2 separate regions of the Homo sapiens genome follow, and region 1 is linked to region 2. The links are chromatin loops, found by intact Hi-C in ENCODE. Cell type or tissue: heart left ventricle. All regions are shown on one strand.

What was found. Peaks named below come from ENCODE experiments on the same cell type or tissue, not always from the same donor. Only the 100,000 strongest peaks of a DNase experiment are listed, where the experiment ranks them.
Region 1: it touches region 2 in a loop (2.2-fold over the local background); 9 of 110 quality-filtered maps call a loop at or near these places.

Annotation. Positions count from the first base shown.
Region 1 is chr6:35,072,845-35,076,844 of GRCh38, forward strand. The region is part of intron 13 of ANKS1A (ankyrin repeat and sterile alpha motif domain containing 1A); the gene reads left to right. Among named protein-coding and RNA genes, the nearest start is that of TCP11, 66 kb to the right of the region's middle. In heart left ventricle, no CTCF peak of the experiment used is centred here; no DNase peak of the experiment used is centred here.
Region 2 is chr6:35,137,697-35,141,696 of GRCh38, forward strand. TCP11 (t-complex 11) reads right to left here and starts at 3,643. Exons shown (of 10, transcript NM_001370687.1): 1 at 3,509-3,643; 2 at 3,051-3,188. The coding sequence starts at 3,174. In heart left ventricle, CTCF peaks have their summits at 2,396 (motif pointing left) and 2,596; a DNase peak (open chromatin) is centred at 3,685; H3K4me3 peaks cover 659 bases.

The DNA.
Region 1 (4,000 bases), 65 kb before region 2:
TCCTGCTCCTGCTGTCTGGCAGGCGTCTGCCCGCACCCCCACACTTTGCTTTTGTCTTCAGTACACCCTGCCTGCCCCAGCAGGAAGAGCCGAGGAAGACGACTGGGGTTGGTCAGATGGGGCCTGAGCAGTCCCTTTGCCATGCTCTAGTACCATGGCCTTGGATAAGTCCAGTCTGCTCTCCAAGCCTCAGTTTCTTTCTGTGTAATGTGAGCAGCTCCTATCTGAAAGGTTTATTGGGCGGATTTTTGCAGGTCATGGGTGTGAAGCCCCTAGCACAGTGCTGGACTGTGGTCAGAACTCAGTATCACTGGCCCGCATCTTCACTGTGAGCCCAGGACAGGCCACACGTCACACGTCACCTCCCACAAAGCCCGGCAGAGGGTGCCCAGGGAACTCTTGTTATGCCCAGAGCTCAGTGACCCAGGGGAGCACTTCTTGCTGTCCCCTTCCCTTGAGTTCTCCAAAGCAGGCCATGGCCATGATCACAGGCTGAGGAGCCAGGCCGCCAGGGGCCATCCTGGCTCTGCCTCTTCCATGGGAGCACTTTTTCCTCTGCAAAGCGGGGAGCAGTCGGACACCTGCCGGCGATATGAAGTCTGAGCGAGTCAGGACAGGGGGAGGCCCAGATCCCAGGCGAAGATCAGTGCTCTGTCCCGCCTTGGTTGCTGGGAGCCCTCCTGTCCCCTCTTCCTCAGGGACTGGACCCAAACCAGGCCAGGCCGGAAGACTAGTTGTGTGTTTCAGATGTCACTTGGAGTTGTGAAGCTTTTATCAAAGCTGAGACAATCCCTGTTAACTAAAATCCCTAGGACAATGAACTGTTGTCCTTTATTCACTTCCTAATTATAGAAGTGTCCTGCCATGTAGTAAGTACTCAGTAAATGTTAGCATGGTAGCAGATAAAGTAGAAAATCTCTTTTCCCCCATGACCCTCCTTGTGAAGAGGTTTCTAAAAGCCAGTGGTCCCTTCTCCCTGAGTAAAGAGGGTGTGGTAACTTCCAGAAACGTTTCTTGCCCTTTGAGGATATGTGGCACTGAGTAGTCACCACACAAGCTCATCCCCCGGTGCGGAGATATGGCTACTTCAGGAATTGGGAGGACCCCGCGCTGCGCCCGGAATGTGCTCTGGCAATGGTTTGCCTTTCTTTTCTGTCATTTCCTTTATTTTTGTGTGTTTCCATTCATCTCTTGTTCCTCAAAGCTGCACACAGCCCGCCCTTCTGCTGGCCAAGGTCTGGTTAGCAAAGGGCCTGTCTCCGGCGGATCTGGCTTTCCTCGCTGTCAGCCTTCAGGTGCCCTGAAAGCTGGCGAAGGTTTCTGAGTCAATGCTGGGGTTGAGTGGGAGTTTAGAACATCACTGCGGTGCCGCAGTCACTCTTGGACGTCCACGTCCTCTTGGAGGTTTGAGGCAGGCTCAGCTCAGCCGTTCGCTTTGGTATCCTCATAATCAGGTAGAAAGTCTGGGCCGGGGCCAGGGGCAGTGGTGCACACCTGTAATCCCAGCACTTTTGGGAGGTCGAGGCAGGAAGATTACTTGAGCTTAGGGGTTCAAGACCAGCTTGGGCAACATAGTGAGACCCCATCTCTACAAAAAAAAAAAATAGCCAGGCATGGTGGTACATGCCTATGGTACCAGCTACTTAGGAGGCTGAGGCAGGAGGATCACTCGAGCCCAGGTCAAGGTTGCAGTGAGCCATCATCACACCACTGCACTCCACTTTTAAAAAAAAAGTCTGGGAAGGCGGCTGCCTCTCTCTGCCTTTCTGCAACAGCAGACGTTAGATTTGGTCCCAGAGCCACTGTAGGAACTCTGTGGTGACTCTCAGATTTGGGGGTGACTTGGCTGGCCTCAGACCTGGAGTGGTGCCCAGGCCTCGCTTGTGCCCAGCAAGGGGTGTGTTCTGCAGGTGGAGCAGAGTAGTGGGCTTCCAGCCTGGCTTTGGGGCTCTCTTCACCTGGGCTCTCTGAAGCTTAAGTCTGGCAGTGTCCTCTGTGGGACAACGTTTATGTCACCATGCACAGGCTCTGGGGAGACTCCCGTGGCCAGCAGTCACCACACGGGGCGGGGGCCAAGCAAGTCATGGTCTGCATGAGCTGGCCCAAGTCACTTAGCTTTTCCAAGTGTAAAGTAATGCCCACCACAACAGAGTAAAAGTCCAGAAAGAGGCCCAGAAATACACAGGAATTTCAGACACCATAGAGGCCATTCCAGATTGGGGGGAAAAGATAGCTCATCAAGAAATGGACAGCTTGCTGCCAGGGCAAAAATAAGGTTGGATCTTGACTCTTACACCTTACAGCAAAATAATTTCCAGATGGATTAAAGATTTAGCTATAAAAAAGGAAACAAATTACAGGAAAAAATATAGAAGAATGTAAAACACAATCTTGGAAAGGCAAGATCTTTTTAAGCCTGACATAACTGAGAAGCTCTGCAAGAAAAGTTGGGTACACTTAGCTACAAAAAATAGATTTCTACATGAACAAAGCCAGCATAAAAGCCAAAAGATAAATAGCAAACTGGAAAACAAATATCTAACTCATTTCATAGATAAAAGGTTAATTTTCTTTTTTTTTTTTTTTTTTGAGATGGAGTCTCGTTCTGTCACCCAGGCTGGAGTGCAGTGGCGCGATCTCAGCTCACTGCAACCTCCGCCTCCTGGGTTCAAGCGATTCTCCTGCCTCAGCCTCCCGAGTAGCTGGGATTACAGGCGTCCGCCACCACACCTGGATAATTTTTGTATATTTAGTAGAGACGGGGTTTCACCGTGTTGGTCAGGCTGGTCTCGAACTCCTGACCTCATGATCTGCCCACTTCGATCTCCCAAAGTGCTGGGATTACAGGCCGAGCCACCGCGCCTGGCCAAAAGGTTAATTTGCTTTATTTTTTGTTGTATGTACACACACATACACACACACTTGTGCACACACATATATTGTTGTTTTTGTTTGGAAACAGGCTGGACTGCAGTGGTGCAATCATGGCTCTCTGTAGCCTTAATCTCCCAGGCTCAAGTGTTCCTCCCACCCAGCTTTCCAAGTAGCTGAGACCACAGCTGCGCACCACCATTCCTGGCTAATTTTTTTATTTTTGTAAAAACAGAGTCTCACTGCGTTGCCCAAGCTGGCCTCAAACTCCTGGGCTCAAGTGATCCTCCCACCTCACCTTGGCCTCCAAAAGTGTTGGGATTACAAGCGTAAGCCATTGCACCTGGCCAATTTTCTTATTATGTAAAGAACTCCTACATAGCTACGCAGAAAAGACCGACAACTTCATAGAAAAACTCTGAGGCTGTCCGGGCGCAGTGGCTCACGCCTGTAATCCCAGCACTTTGGGAGGCCGAGATGGGCGGATCACGAGGTCAGGAGATCGAGACCATCCTGGCTAACACGATGAAACCCAGTCTTTACTAAAAATACAAAAAATTAGCCAGGTGTGGTGGCGTCCCAGCTACTTGGGAGGCTGAGGCAGGAGAATGGCGTCAACCCAGGAGGCAGAGCTTGCAGTGAGCTGAGATCGTGCCACTGCACTCCAGCCTGAGCGACAGAGCGAGACTCTGTCTCAAAAAAAGAAAAACTCTGAGGCTATAAGCCAGTTAACTCAAGGAGCTCTGGGTGTCCCCAAGTGTGCGGCACCAGGGCCATGTGGACAGCAGCATTGGGGCTGAATCTGGCTCCAAATGCACTTACCATGTGACCTTGGCAAGTCACCAGGGCTTTATGGGCCTCAGCTTCCTCAGTTGTAGGGTGGGAATAACAACAGTCCCAATTTTGTTTTGTTTGGTTTTGTTTTGTTTTTGAGGTGGAATCTTACCCTGTCGCCCAGGCTAGAGTGCAGTGGCGTGATCTCGGCTCACTGTAACCTCTGCCTCCCAGGTTCAAAATGATTCTCCTGCCTCAGCCTCCCGAGTAGCTGGGATTACAGGCGCCTGCCACCACGCCCGGCTAATTTTTTGTATTTTTAGTAGAGACAGGTTTCACAATGCTGGCCAGGCTG
Region 2 (4,000 bases):
TACGTGGTGTATAAAATGCAGCCGTATACAATAAATCATATTTTATCACTCTCTTTTGATGCAGCATCATGATTTTTCACAGAAAATTATTTGGCTCCAAGATGTGGAGGAGATGTAGATGAACAAAGATTGGCCACGAGTTGATCATTGTTGAAGCTGGATGATGGATAAATGGGGGCTCATTGTATTAGTCATTCTATTTCATAAATGTATAATTTTTCTATAGTAAAAAGATTTGAAAATGTAAAAAGGAAAAATAAGGTTACTGTAGAAAAGTTACACAGGAGAATGCCCCTGTTCTTAGATACATGATGAAATATTTAGAGGTAAAGTCATGACTTTGTATCTCACCCCAGTTAAAATGGCTTTTATCCAAAACTCAGGCAATAACAAACGCTGGTGAGGATGTGGAGGAAAGGGAACCCTCATACACTGTTGGTGGGAATGTAAATTAGTACAGCCACTATGGAGAATAGTTTGGAGGTTCCTCAAAAACCTAAAAATAGAGCTACCACATGATCCAGCAATCCCACTGCTGGGTATATACCCAAAAGAAAGGAAATCAATCTATCGAAGAGATATCTGCACTCCCATGTTTATTTCAGCACTATTTATGATAGCCAAGATTTGGAAGCAACCTGTGTCCATCAACAGACAAATGGTAGATATACACAATGGAGTGCTATTCAGCCAAAAACAAAAAAACAACACAAGATCTTGTTATCCGCAACAACGCAGATGGAACAGGAGGTCATTATGTTAAGTGAATTAAGCCAGGCACAGAAAGAAAAACTTCACATGTTCTCACTTATTTGTGGGAGCTAAAAATTAAAACAATTGAACTCATGTAGATAGAGAATAGAATGACAGATAACCAGAGGCTGGGAAGGGTAGTTGGGTGGGGGGTTGGGGGGTTGCAGGGAAGCACAGATGGTTAATGGGTACAAAAAATAGAATGAATAAGATCTAGTATTTGAGAGAACAGAATGACTGTAGTCAACAATAATTTAGTTGCACATTTTAAAATAACTAAAAGAGTATAATTGGATTGTTTGTAACACAAAGGATAAATCCTTGAGATGATGTGTACCGCATTTACCCTGATGTGATTATTACACATTGTATGCCTGTATCAAAATATCCCATATACCTGATAAATATACACACCTACTATGTACCCACAAAAATTTAAAAATTAAAAGAAGTCAAGGCCAGGTGCTGTGGCTCTTGCCTATAATCCCAGCACTTTGGGAGGCTAAGGCAGGCAGATCACCTGAGGTCAGGAGTTCGAGACCAGCCTGGCCGACATGGTGAAACCCCGTCTCTCCTAAAAATACAAAAATTAGCTGGGCATGGTGGCACATGCTTATAATCCCAGCTACTCAGGAGGCTAAGGCAGGAGAATCGCTTGAACCCAGGAGGTGGAGGTTGCAGTGAGCCGAGATCGCACCATTGCACTCTAGCCTGGGTGACAGAGACTCCGTCTCAAAAAACAGCTAGTTTATAAAAAAAAAAAAACCCATCAACAACAACAAAAATTAAAAGAAGTCAAGACGTTGCAATTTTAAAAGGCAGGAGGGGGAAATACAGGGAGAGAGAAAAAGCAATACGGCAGAATATTAACACTGTGGGCATTCACTGTATTATTTTTTACTTTCCAGCAGACTTACGATATTTAAAAATAAAAAGTTAAGGAGATTGTAGACCTTTACCAAAAATCCACTGAGTCTCTGCTTAGGTAAACATGAAGGTGAACTGGACCTTAAGTGGACGCTTGAGGTTCCCTTTATTTCTGCAGCCTCTCTGAAGTCTTTAGTTTCAGCCAAAATGGCAAAACACAATCAAATATGTAAACAGACTCACTGCTAATTCACTAATGCTAAATGAGAGCTAAGAGAAAATCTTCAGAAGGGGATTGAACTACAGCAGCTTATTGAGGGACGGAGGGAAATATACACAGAAACACTTTCCAACTACAACAAATCAAAGTTCATAGCCTGCCTTGATAAGACTTCTGTTGCTCAAAAGTTACACAGCACTAAGCAATTCCAAAACAGCTCTAAAATTCAGGAATGAGGAGAGCTCAAAGAGAAATTAGAGATAAAATTTAACCGAAATAGATTTTAAAAATCCAGATCCCAAGGACAAAGACATTTTCAAGTAATATAACAACCAAGTCAACCTAATACACAAAATTTCAAATTTTTTTAAAAAGGAATTTGATTATTCATTTTACTGAGAGTTGTTTTATATATGGACTCATTTAAATAGACACCTCAAAAACTTAAATTGTGTGTACAAAAAAACGGATTTTTCATCCTACCTCAGGTTCATAGCTGTTGGAAATGACCCCAATATGCCTTTTGGTGCCATTCAGTTAACCAGCAGCGACCTCATGTGGCCACAAGAAAAACCAATCTAATTCAGCCGCAAAGCCTCAATCTAATTTTTCGCATTTCAATAGTCAAGAATTTTATCTTGAGTTGTTGCACACGGACAGCTCCTCAGTTTGATGACTAGTTACGTTCTCTGGAGATTAAGAGAAATACAGCATGAGTCCCAGTGAGACTGGACCTACCACGAAGCGCGGAGAAGACCTTGTGCCCCAACAAGAACACAAAAGAACACCCACTACAGAACCGAGCTAGAGACTGGGCCCAGGACACTACTATTTCTTGAGTTAGCAAAGCGCTGAGAAAACCCAATTCCCGTCTGGGATCATTTGGGTTCTTTAAAATCAATCCCAGATCTATCTGCCAATCCCCCCTACATATTCAAAATACAATACAAAGGAGGGCTTTGAACCGACTCAGTCTCAAATCTTGTCAGATTCAAGTAATCACGCTTGGGTCACTTCTTTCTCTAGAACCAAAAACTCTTTGAAGACCTCTGCCCTCGGGCCTGTAAGTAAAGGCGGGTGGGGGAGAAACGGAGAAAGACAAACGAGAGAGGGATAGTGAAGAGAGAAAACTTGGGGGATGGGGGGGCCTGCGGACCCCCCACACTAAGCACCCCCTAGGGGGCCACAGGGACTGCCGAGCTGGACCTACAGGGAGGGGGGTCCTCGGAGCCGCTCTTGTCTTCCTGGGGGGGTCCTGAGGTTTCGGGCTTACAGGACCTGCCCTCTGAGTCGCCAGGATATTTCGGGGGCACACTCTCCTTGACGTCTGGCATTTTGCTGATGGTATCTGGGTGAGGGAGAAAGGCGTGTTGTTGGCGTCGGGGAAGGGGCCTCCCCAATTGCCAAGGGGGTCCCTGGGGGCGGCGGGAAGGGGGGTAGCGGCCTCAGGGTCTTGGGGGTGCTGAGGGGCAGAAAGGGGCAAAGGAGCGTGGAGGAGCGGAAGTCGAGAGTGGGACAGAAGTGGAGCGCTGGGCGGCAACGAGGAAACTAAAGCCACAGAAGCCCGGCGCAGGGCGGGAAGCGTGGGAAGGCCCCTTCCTTCGCGGCGAGGTGCCCCCCTCGCCCGAAACGCCGGCCCAGGCCCGCCTCCGGCTCCCAGGCCGTCACCTCCTCCTCCCCCGCCGCGGGTCATCCACTGGCGTCCGCTCGGTGGGCCTCGCGGCCTGGCGGCCTGGAGCGTACCACCGCGGCGGAGCGGCGGGTTGGGGCGTCGCACGGTGAGAAAGGCCGGGGCCTGAGAACAAACCGCCGCGGTCGCCGGGGCAACGGGACGGGGCACGTGCCCCCCCCGCCAGAGCCGGAAGCGGCAGGCTCGTGCGTCCCTCCTGAGCTCGAAGCCAACCAGGCCTCGAGCGGCTCGCTGCGGCCGGTTCATGCCGGTCAGCTCCCGCCCCTCGAGAAGGATGGCCTGGAACTGCTGAGACGAGGCCAGAGCATGCATGGGGCTTTTCTTCAGGCTGTTTGGACAGCCGAGAAGCCGAGCCACACCCAGGAGGGTTGTTTCACAGCGTGTGCCGCAGGGGCGCAGGGGCCGCGCTCTTTCCTCACATGTGGGAGAAGCGGAGGAGCCGCCAGGGCTGGGGCCAGGCTCTGCCCACT